Linked DNA regions of Homo sapiens: all the other regions are linked to region 1. A link is a loop called in an ENCODE intact Hi-C map of the cell type or tissue named here. Cell type or tissue: tibial artery. All regions are shown on one strand.

Region 1 (4,000 bases):
AGGCAGGCAAAAGCACTGCTGTTTAGATATGTGGCTCCTTTAGGGTGGCAAATTGAAGACAAATTCCCTTGTATTATTTTCCCTTTCCTGGATATTTAGCCATTTCACTCTCAGGGAAAGGGAGGATCTTAAGAGAGGTACAAGTGGACTGCAGTCCCAGGAGCTGTAGCTTGTCTGGGGGGAGAAGCACAGAGCTGCATGAACAGGGCCTTGCTCAGGTTGGCATCACTAATGTGTAACCCGTTGCATGGACATGTAATGTGGCATTAGTAATGTACTTACTGCACTGCCTGGCACACAGTTGTGCTCATGAAATATTTGGGGTATGAATGAATGAATAAAGCCTTTGACAATGAGGAGTCATGGGAACACGTCTCCTTTGTTGATGCTGTCTCCTTCTCCTTTTTCTTTTTTTGGTTATTTTCGCTTTGGCTAGAGAAACTTTATAACATTTTTCCCCTTTCCTTTTCAGTAGCTGGTAGGGGTGGGAAGACTCGAGGAGGTCCAAGACTAACTGTGAATGGGCCTGATTTCCAATGATCCTTGCAGAGTGCTGACAGATGTCTGACATGAGAGTGAGATTGAAGAAGCTGCCAGCTGGAGCCAGTAGCCAACCTCCTTTTCTGTGGAAATCTCCATAGATGGTGGCAGATCAGATGTCACCGCATACAGGCTCTACGCTCTTTCCTCTCCTCTCATTACCCCTCATTTCTCCAGCTCACATCTCCTTCTACCCTCTATCTGCTTATTCTCCTTTGCTTATGCTTTTTCAATGAACCATTTTTGTACCTTTGCTTTGCTCAATTTCTTCTTGTACTCTTTGGACCATTATTTCTCTTTTTGGCCTAGAGGATCTATAAGAAACTAGGAGTATGGTTGAGGCAACATGACTTGATTATAAATCTCATGCTTTTGAGAGTTCAATTTTTCCACCTGTAGTGTAATTTCCTTCTAGATTTAGTTTCCTCTCATTTTTGAATTTTATTATAGTTTATCTTTAACAGAAATATAATGCAAGTTCATTATAAATGAAATTCAGAGAGGCATAAAAGAGAAAAACTATAAAAATCATCCAGACAGGGCAGCTCTTTATGTATTTGGGGGGGATATTATTCTTCTAGTCTTTGTCTGCTTTTTACTATTATTTTTCCTTTTGGAAATTAAGGGCACCAATCACTTCATATTCTTCCTTTTCAGGCTGTAACTAGTGTAAGAAAGAAGCAGGAGTGAAACGTGGAGCTAATAAAAATAGAGGCTCGATAGTTTCCAACTTGTGAGGCTTCTTTATAAGGCAGAATTGGAGAATGTGGCTGGGAACTGAAGTCAATTGTCCTCTGATAACCTGACCAGCAAATCTATGCTTCCAGACCTACTGTGAGGAGTATTAGATCTGATTATACTGCACTCACCTCACTACCTGCATGGAAAATAGTACTTGCCTTAGAAACACAGAATAAAGAGCAGGGGACAGAGGGTGAATAGCAGGAGTTCAGGCTCACCTTTAGGCAGCTGAGCCTGCCCATCTCCAGGTGTTCTTAGCCTTTGAAATTAGGAAAACCAAAGAGGAATCCAAGCCCTTCTTTCAGATGTTTGAGGCAGAGAAACATGACTGCCTATTTCCAAACTTTGGTACAAAGTAGCCTCACCCATTCGTACAAGTTTGAGTTTGTATTAGGAAAGAACCAATCAGGAAAACAGAAACCAACTAATCATTTTAATTATTTAAAAAAAATTTAACATGTAGAATTTAATAGAAAAAATTTAATATAGGAAATCTAATGTTGAAGAAGTAAAAGAAAAAAATAGCAAAGGGATAAATGAGGTAACAAAAGGAAACTGTAGAAAGCAGGGTGCCAGGGTTGGGGAACAAAGGGAAAAGGCTGGGTTTCTCCAAGCATAGGAGTATAGAGGAGTGGTCCTAGTCCCAGGCACAGGACTGTGTTGGGACTTCAGGAACTTGAAGGAGGGGCTGCAAGGAGTGATGACTTAGATTTAGAGCTACAGATGCTTATTGGGCACCCACAGGTCTTAGTAACAGGATTTAAAAAACAATCACATCAATTAAAGAAAACAAAAGCTGCCTCTGCTTGCCAGAAAGAGATGGCCCCACATAAACAAGACTGTATTGTCTCACATCCAGAGGTGGACAGAGACAACCAGGGAGGTATAGGTCATGCTTTACTTTTTAAAACAATTTAAACAGTACATCATGAATATACACTTATTTAAATTATTTAAAGTTTACTAAAATCCATAGATGAAAAAGTACACGTTACCTTCTGCTCACTACTCTAAATAGACTTCTAGGCCTTTTGGTGAAAAACGTATACATACACACATACATACATATACATACACATACAATATACAGTATGTAAATGTATATTCATGTAATTTGGAGTTCCTTTAGACATTAATGGGATCACAAAATAGGAAGACAAGTGCATAGATTCTTTTTAATAATTTTCACCCAATATTATTTATCAGAAAATTTCTATTCTTTGTAAAGGCTGCACTGTTCTTACAGGAAGAATCCTTTCAAATTAATCTGATCTTTTTTCCACTATTGGACATTCAGTTTTCCATTTTTCAGAGTTATAAAAATGTTACAGTGAATATTCTTAGGCATATATCTTTATACAGATGTGAAAATAAATCTGAGGATAGTGCCTAAACTAAGTATTTGATAAAAAGTTAAATGCAATGCAAGTTTTTAATAAATTCTTCCAAAAAAGTATTGGTATAAATTATCAGCAGGTGTTCCTTTTTAAAAATTATCTTACCATAATTGATTTTTTTAAATATTTCTTAGTACTGTCATTTTGATGGGGAAAATATCCCATTGTACCTTCATTTTTAATTGTTTAAACACATAAACTTTTTAATGTTAAAGATTAAATTCATGTTATCTGTAAGAAAATGATGTTTAAGCTGTGTAATAACAAAATATTATTTCTTTAACTTTCATATTAAATCAGACAGAAGCTCTTTGACCACTTACTTTTTGTAGAGATCGGGAATGGGGTCTCACTACATTGCCCAGGCTAGTCTCAAACTCCTGGGCTCGATCAATCCTCCCAACCTGGCCTCCTAAAGTGCTGGGGTTACCGGCATTGGCCACTATTGCCTGGCTTATAGACCAGTTACTTTTAATGACATGTTATTTCTAGAAAGGAAAAGTTACTGGTTTGAATAACTTTTCAGAGGATTATTTGTACAACTTGAGGGCATTTTTAAAAACAACTATTAAATATAACACACATTCCTTGCATACAATTTTTATTTTCCAAGAAGACAGGTTTACAGAGAAATTTAATGGATCAGTAAGAGATATTTCATAGCTACCTGAGATGGATTAGGATGAATCTGACTGGGATGAATATGCTTGCGTGCCTCTACCTTTTTCTATCATTCCTTATTGACCTTCAAGGCAACTCGATGCAAATCACCCACTTTAAAAATCTTCTTCCTGAGACATTGTGATATTTTTCCCAAATGAAGTTTGCACTTCCTATTACAACCTCCATAGGATGTTGACAGAACACTTGTATAATAATTTGTGTCAATTCCTGCTATCTCTGCTAGAACATAAGCCTAGACAAAAGCCAGGGTGTCATGGTCTGACGTGCTTGGCGCTACATCCCTAGCACTTAGCACAAGGCATGGGGCATATCATAAATTTTGTAATATGTGATGAGTGACCTGATTTTGTGAAATGAAATAAAACTCTCCCTTCTACAAAAGTGTCGAGGACCATTGAGATGTTGTATATGGTTAAAAGTATAAATTTGCTAAGAGGGCAGATCTTATGTTAAGGCTTTTTATCACAAAAGAAAACAACAGCAGCCGCAGCAACAACAAAACCCAAAATAGAACCAAAGGGATTGAGATGAAAGCTTTGGAGGCAATGAGTAAATGTATGGCATTGACTGTGATTGATGGTTTCATAAGCGTATGCTTATCCGCAAAAACATCACTTTGTATAAATTAAATATCCAGA
Region 2 (4,000 bases), 170 kb before region 1:
CACACACACAGTTTATGCTCTGTTATATACTGCTCTGATTTTCTGTATCTTTCACTTTTTGCACTATCACAACTATAATAAAATATTTGAATTACTATCTATATAATGCCCTTCTCTCCCATTAGTCCATAAGCACCAAGAGACAAAATCCATGTCTGCTTTCCTCACTGTGGTATCTTTTGAACTTATCACAGAACCTGGAAAATACCAAGTTATAAACATATTCTGAATGAAATAATACAAACGAATCAATGAATGAATGATGGATAAATGCAGTGTACTATAATAATGATGTAAGGAACCACTTCTAAGCACACAGAAAGCATAAGACAAATGTTCAAGACACACATGCACCTGTAAAATGAGTCTCTGATCAGGATAGCTGCTCCAATCATGGGACATTAGACACTTGGTCTTCCTGAGAATTACTCATTGGTAAGCACTTTACAGTTTATGAGCTTCTCTCACTTGCATTATCTCACATGATCCACCCAGCAGTATTGAATTGGAAGAATTATCAGTTCCAATTGCAAATGAAAAAAAAAAGAAAAAGGCCCATGGAGACATTGTAATGACCCAAGGTGTCACAGAGACTGAGTGGGAGGGTTAGCATTTTTTTTTTTTCTTTTTGAGATGGAGTCTCGCTCTGTCACCCAGGCTGGAGTGCAGTGGCACGATCTCGGCTCACTGCAAGCTGCGCCTTCTGGGTTCACGCCATTCTCCTGCCTCAGCCTCCCGAGTAGTTGGGACTCCAGGCGCCCGCCACCACGCCTGGCTAATTTTTTTGTATTTTTAGTAGGGACAGAGTTTCACCATGTTAGCCAGGAGGGTCTCGATCTCCTGACCTCATGATCTGCCCACCTCAGCCTCCCAAAGTGCTGGGATTACAGGTGTGAGCCACCGCGCCTGGCCAGGGTTAGCATTTAAATCCATGTTTTTAATTCTGAAGACATTTTTCTCCATACCTTGATGTCCTTCAGACAGATAGGCATTTACTAAGCACCGACTCTGCTATGTGCCAGGGATATGCAGATAAAATTGATTCTCTGTATGGACGCAAATAGATAAATAGACAGAATGGGTCCATACCTAGTGTGGAAGGAGTTGCAAGGAGTGGGCAACTTAGTCGGTTCTAGGACTGGCTCGAAGTCTGGAACCAGAGGACACAGAGCCAGGCAGGGGCAGCACCTCCCTTACAGACAGGGCTAATCCCTGGCAAGTCAGGGCTGTGGAGTGCTTGGGGAATGACCTCAGAGACAGACAGGGAGGGCCCTGGTCTTGCCTGCTTAGCTGCCGACAGTCCCAGATCCTAAGGTGGCCCAGTAACAGCAGGGGGACAGGGGGACCTGCCCTCGGTCCTCAATTTTTTCATGGTCCTTGCCTCCCTTCCAAGCCCCTCTACTATCCTGGCACCATTTCTTCCTGGGCACCTAACGCAGACCTCATCCTCTGTCCTCTTTAGTTTTTATTAAAGAGACAGCTGATGAGGACTTAGAGTGCTACCCCTGCAGAGGAACAGAGAAGGGAGGTGTGTGGTGAGAAGAGGTTTGGTCAATGTGTGATTTTTCTTGCAATGCCCCTTTATCAACCTGAGGTAAGGGCACTTTGGGTACTTTGGTTTGGGTTGAGAAGATAATTTGGGATATGTTGGGTGAATGATTTGAAATGAAGCAGTCAGACCATTTAAGAACACGGGCTTTGGAATCAGAGATCTGAGTTCAAATATGAGTTTCACTGCTTCACTTCCTGATTATGCCACCTCAGGCAGGTTACTTGACATTGCTGTGTCTCACTTTTATCATTTGCATCTGCAAAATAATTGTCCTAAAAACCAATTCATAGAGTTGGCTCAAGGACACAGCTGGTACCAAGTGAATGATGGTCATACATGTATGTGTGTGTGCATGTGTGTGTGTGTGTGTGTGAGAGAGAGAGAGACAGAGAAAGGGAGGGAGGAAGAGAGTGTGTGTTTTTGCATATGACTTAGCATTTATTGAGTACTTCTTTGGTAGAAACTATGCTAATTGTCATGTGTATATGATTATCTGATACAGATTTTATTAAACCCATTTTACAGATGAGAAAAATGGAAGCTCAGACAACTTAAGTAATTTGACTCAGGTCAAATGGCTAGAAAGTGCAGACCCAGGATTTGAGATTTAAATCAGGTTTCTTGATGCCAAAGCACCTGCGTATGGGTAGTCTTTCTAATACACAGCAAAGTGGAAGCTGTCTCTCTTGACCTTGAGCCACTCCTTGCGGCAAAGTTTCCAGTTAACATGAAACCCAATCAGATTCCCCAAAATAGCAGCCTGTTCCTCTAGGGAGAAGAGGAGCCCCACCCAAAGCTTGCTCCAGAGTCTTGGAGGAAAGAAAAAGGAGGGAGCAGAGAGTCTTGCTTAAAAATGTGACACATATTTTCCAGGAGCTGCCTCCAGGCCTGGGATGGAGATTCTGAGCATCATGATTTTAAACTTTTTACTTAATTTTTCATTCTTGCTTCAGGCCTGGGCAAGCTGGACTCTCGAGTCTTGAACAAAAATGGAAAAATAAGGGCTGCAGTTGAAATCATTTCACTGTGCCTATTTCACATGATGCTGCCTGCAAAAAATATAGCAAACAAGATTCCTCTGTTCAGTTTATCTCCAGAAAGAGGGAACCTGCATGGAGAAACTGTAAGGAGTGAGAGAGAGGTTTCGGAGAAAGATGAGCTTTAGCTTTGCAAAGGTGGGATTTGTTTTGCACAGTAAATTTCTGGAATTATTTCATTTGATTTCCCATTGTTTGAGTGTACTGGGTGGTACACCTTGTGCTAGGCACTGGAGGAGCTCTTAGAGGATTTAAAGAGTCATAATCTCTAAGTGATATGAGTAGTGGGGTTTGTTCAAAGAAGAGAACTAGCAAAGAGCAGGGCATAATGAACTAACTATAGGTCAATTTTCTCCTCTTTCAAGTCCTAGTTTAAACACAGAATACAAAATATGTCTTTCAAAATGATCATCTTTCACTAAAGGAAGCTGATTAAATGTACAGGTGCAGCCTCTAGACCTTCCTCACATGCTTTTCTCTAGCTGGAAGCAGAGCAATGCAATTTACATGGGCACTGTGATCAATTCTTAACATGGGGATTGTGAAGCACTCAAAGAGACTTGATTGGATTAAAGACTGATAAATCTTTCCTTTAAGTTTTCTGAAAATGATAAAAAGAAAACAAACAAACAAAAAAAAGAAATAAAATCTACTCCATCTTCCGTGAACGTGGAAATAGCTATAACCCTGAACCACAGACTTTGATATATTCCTACTTAGCACCACGAAATCTTGTTATGGACCTGAAACTGGGTGCAGATTTTCCTAGAAGTGCCACAATCCTCAAAAGACCATTCAGTGGTCCTTTGATTAAAGTAGAAGAATTTAAAATTGTGGCAAGCCATGGAAGAAGAGAGATAATGCTATAAAAAACCACTGGTCTGGAGATGGACGCTATATCATGATATTTGTAACTGATTGTGATTTAGCCCACCTAGATGGTCACTGCATCTCTGGGGAAAAGAAAGGTGGAGGATGACATGAAAATAGCGTTCACCGAATGACAAGCCAGAAGGCTTGTGTATACAGAGATAGCATGGAAGCCAAACTGATCTTCCAAATACCTAAACCAGAAAGAATTGACAGCTGCATGCAGGAATGGAAGGGTTAAATTTGATAAAAGTGTTCTGGAAAACAAACTTGCAATAAAAATGAATACTGCCTTTAAAGAACTTCCCTCCATCTTTGACTTCTGCACTCCTCACTCTGCACAATATTGTTTAGTAAATACTTTGTCATGTTAAAAAGAATTATGAGCAAGAAATAAGAACAGAAGTTTATGCATAGACACTGAATAAGCAAAGCAATGAAAAGCAAACAAAAGAACACACATCACTGGAGGAAGAGTTCTAGCAAATAGTTTTCCAGTTCCTGACAGCTTCAAGAACATTAGGTCACCCTGATATCTCTT
Region 3 (4,000 bases), 480 kb before region 1:
CAAACTCAACAACAGCAGCAAAACAAAGAAACTTGTAACAAACACTGTGCAGGATATAGAATAAAATACCAGCAACATATTCTTAGAGATAAAGAGATGATGATATAGGAAGCACAAACAAAATGCCAGAAAAAGATCAATGTGTGGAGAACAAGCAAAAGATCTTGGAAATATAAAGTGAGATAACCAAAATGAAAAATTCAATAACAAGTTTGGAAGGTAAAGTTTAGGAAATCTCCTTCGCTTGTTTGAAGATCTAAAGTTATTTCAAATTAAAAGGTAAAAGAAAGAAAATTCTTGGGTAGCGAATATAAATAATATAAACACTGGATAAAAATGGTATTAACAGTTGATATCATAAGAACACGGTGAAACATATTACAATATATAATATAAAGATACCATCTGTGAGATAATACATATGGCAAACATGCAGAGAAACCTTTTGGCCTTTGTTCAACAAAATATTAAAGGATCAAGATTCCAGCTCCTAAAATGTCCTCAAGTCTTGTAAGCAGTGGTTCTTGATCTTGGCTGCCTATCAGAACTGGAGTCTGGTTAAAATGAAAGAGGCTGGAGAGTATGATTCAGAAGGTCTGGCATGCCATCCAGTCTCTACTAATTTTTTTTTTCAGCTCCCCAGATGCACTGGGGTAGAAAAACAGCATCAGGTAATTCTTCCATACTTTGAAGATCATGCAAATGCTTCAACTAGCATTGAGGAGTTGTTATATACTTAAAATACCTTGACTGTGCCATCCACTGATTCATAGACCAGCAGGTAACCGGTGACTGATGCCCGGGGGGGTCGCCAGGTAAGGAGGGCAGTTTCCGACTGAACCTCAGTAGCAGTCAAGTCTCTTGGAGAATCGAGGTCTGGAGAAGACAGGATGATTAATATCGGATAAGATCAGCAAATGTAGGGCAGAAATTCGGGCTGGGTATCAAGAAGACTGGGTTCAAGTCCTTTCCCTACCACTGAACTACGTGACCTTTGGCAAGAACTTCCTCTGTATAAATAAGGTGGTTGAGCCAGATGATCTCCAAAGACAAATTCTCTATGGTTTATCTCATCCTAAGGGCTGGATGTTTCTAACTGGCCTTGGTTGGATTTAGAGAGAAGTATACAGCTGTGAACATCATTATCAAGCCCCTTGTTTCTAAGTAAGAGGATGGATGAATGCTAATATCAATACTCACCCTGACAGAGAGGATGGTTCCTCTGTTTCCCTGCTTGCTATAGTTTGTAAAAAGCTCTCAATGTATAGAAACCTAACAAACATCTAGGAAAAATTGCCTAAAAAATATGCCTCTTCAAAAATATTTTCCTGCCTGGAACGTGGATCATTAAATACTAGGTTTAGGGCCAGTGGGAACTGTTTTTCCACTTACAAAGCCCTCCTCTTAAAATCTTTTCCTTCCCCGTGGGGAGACCAAGGTCATTTCAGTTCAAAAGGAAATAGTGTGTTTCTTCAGGCCTTGACTGAGTGGGCACTGGTGAATTTAAGTGATGCTGATGTAATCACATTGCAAGGCCCTGACTTAAGAAAGAAGAACTGGCTAGCGGTTCCTGTTTAAGATGCAGGCTGTGGGTGGGCACCCCAGAAGGGAGAGCTTCCAGCTCTCAGTGTCTTTGTACCTGTTGTGAACTTGGCAGTGATGGTTGAGCTCTTCTGGGGCCCTTTCTCTGCAAAGATTCTCAGTGTGTATTCCGTGGCAGGCTCGAGGTCGGTCAGAGCATACTCCACTGTGTTCCCGGACACCGTGCGTGTAATTTCTGGCACTAAACATGAAATACACATACCAAGGCAGTCACCTCTCACTGTCTGAGCCATGAGTGGGCTTGGCAAACCACATACACACCTCCTTCGAACATCGAAACTTTCAGTGACCCTGCGGAAAAGCAGGTCTGATTTCTGAAATGACTCACGCTCTCTTTCTCTCTCTTGAGCACTCACCTCATACGTAAAGGATTTCTCATATGGAGACTTAATTTTTCCAGGCCCCAAATCAGAAGGAAGGGGAACTGGGGGTCAGGAGATTTTTTTCCCACATGGTACTGGCTGGAATCGCTTTGCCACTGAGACCGAGGTAGAGGACGGTCGGAGGGGACATCCCCAAGCCTGCTGCCCATGCTTAATTTGTCCTGATGCATGCTCTCCTCTCTTTGTCACTTTTTCACATGCCCTTTTATAATTTACTAAGTGTCATCAAGTCATTAGGCTGAGGGGTCACAAAAACTGGACAGCAGTAGCTGCACCAGAGCCTGGCCACTATCTCTCAGGCCTGCTGGGTCATGTCCAGTGGTGGAAAGCAATACTGATCACATTGCTTGGGGGCATGTGTTTATTTCCTATTCACAGGTGACCAACCATCCTGGTTTGCCAGGGACTGCGGGATTTCCTAGGTGTGGAACTTCTGGTGCTAAAACTGAGACAGTACCAGGCAAGCGGGGACAAGTTGGTCAACTTACCTCATCATTTGTGAGCACCACCCCCTCTTCTGAACCAAGCCCCTTGTTTGCCCTGAATCTACAATCTCCATGGTTCCCATGAACTATACCTGATTCATTTTAGGTGCAACACCATCTTTCCTGACTCAGAAGAGTTTGCTCACAGGGACTATTTAAGAATTAAAGAGTAAAAAGAATAAACCCAACATCCCTCCTCCCCATCAGTTCCCCACCCCTACCTGTGCTCTGTCCTCAAAAAGACCTCTCTTAGTTGGTTACCATAACTGAATGAAAATTTTCAGAGGCTCCAGGCACAGACGCTGGTGCCTGCTCATATTGTCACTGAGAGCAAAACAATACCAAACCATAAAATATGAAACTTACCTATACCTGGAAATTGAAATTACACAATTATTTCTAGAGTAGCTCATTACAAAATGGAGGGGTTCATTGAAAAGCACTCTCTCTTTCTCCAGTCTCTTACTTATATTTGATTTTACTTTCTGGCAGCTGTAGTTTGCTGGTGCTCTAAACAAGTGTTTAATCTGTCAACTGGGTACATTAGCACTGATGGTTGCCAAACAAGAAAACATTTCTGTTTTATTTATTTATTTATTTTTTATTTTTATTTTTTTGAGACAGAGCCTCCCTCTCTCACCCAGGCTGGAGTGCAGTGGTGCGATCTCGGCTCACTGCAGCCTCCGCCTCCCAGGTTCAAGCAGCTCTCCTGCCTCAGCCTGCCGAGTAGCTGGGACTACAGGCATGCACCACTATGCCCAGCTAATTTTTGTATTTTTAGAAGAGACGAGGTTTCACCATGTTGGCCAGGCTGGTCTCAAACTCCTGGTCTCAAGTGATCCACCTGCCCTGGCCTCCCAAAGTGCTGGATTACAGATGTAAGCCACTGTACCTGGCTTAAAATTTCAGACTTTTTAATTAAATCTGCTAAAACTAGCTTCTTTTGTGGTCTCTGAAAAGTTGAGACTGCTCAGTATGGCCTGAAGCGGTCTGGTTAAGATTTTAGATTCTGGTTTTCTTCTTTGTAAAAGATGACAACTGTTTCCTAAACGGGGTGTCTCACACTGGTAGGCAGAGATACTAACAGGAGAGGAGGAATGGGCCAGGAAAACATGTAGAGGCTGGAGATGTATTTTTATTTTTATTTTAAATGACCTACCAGACTCCCTTGAGGTTTCAGTTGGGAGCCACATGAACATTACTGGCCTTTTCAACCTACCCATGCATTTTTATCATCCTGTACCAAATGTGGCAGGGAGAAGAGCGAATGGGAAGAGTTTACAGCAGGAAAGACACTCCTTAGAGTGAGGAGAGACTTGGACAAAACCTTACCTTTCTCGCCTGTGTAGGAGATGACATAACTGTCCACAGTGGCAATGGCTGGCTGCCACCTGGCCAAGGCTTCTGAGTCAGTGATGTTGGCTGTCACCAGGCCAGATGGGCCATCCAGAGCTGCAAAGAAAGATGGTGGACAGGAGGGAAGTCATTGGGTGGGACATCAGACTCTAGCTGCTCTGCTGTCCACACTGC

What was found. Hi-C counts contacts between places; a loop is a spot of excess contacts. Peaks named below come from ENCODE experiments on the same cell type or tissue, not always from the same donor. Only the 100,000 strongest peaks of a DNase experiment are listed, where the experiment ranks them.
Region 2: it touches region 1 in a loop (2.7-fold over the local background); 4 of 110 quality-filtered maps call a loop at or near these places.
Region 3: it touches region 1 in a loop (3-fold over the local background); 9 of 110 quality-filtered maps call a loop at or near these places.

Annotation. Positions count from the first base shown.
Region 1 is chr9:115,512,713-115,516,712 of GRCh38, forward strand. No RefSeq gene overlaps it. Among named protein-coding and RNA genes, the nearest start is that of DELEC1, 370 kb to the left of the region's middle. In tibial artery, no CTCF peak of the experiment used is centred here; no DNase peak of the experiment used is centred here; H3K27ac peaks cover 4,000 bases.
Region 2 is chr9:115,339,253-115,343,252 of GRCh38, forward strand. All of the region lies in intron 4 of DELEC1 (deleted in esophageal cancer 1), which reads left to right. Among named protein-coding and RNA genes, the nearest start is that of DELEC1, 200 kb to the left of the region's middle. In tibial artery, no CTCF peak of the experiment used is centred here; DNase peaks (open chromatin) are centred at 1,230 and 2,369; H3K27ac peaks cover 2,814 bases.
Region 3 is chr9:115,034,459-115,038,458 of GRCh38, forward strand. It overlaps TNC (tenascin C), which reads right to left. Exons shown (of 28, transcript NM_002160.4): 20 at 3,803-3,922; 21 at 1,640-1,783; 22 at 746-876. Among named protein-coding and RNA genes, the nearest start is that of TNC, 82 kb to the right of the region's middle. RefSeq lists an enhancer at 928-2,127. In tibial artery, no CTCF peak of the experiment used is centred here; a DNase peak (open chromatin) is centred at 1,537; H3K27ac peaks cover 4,000 bases.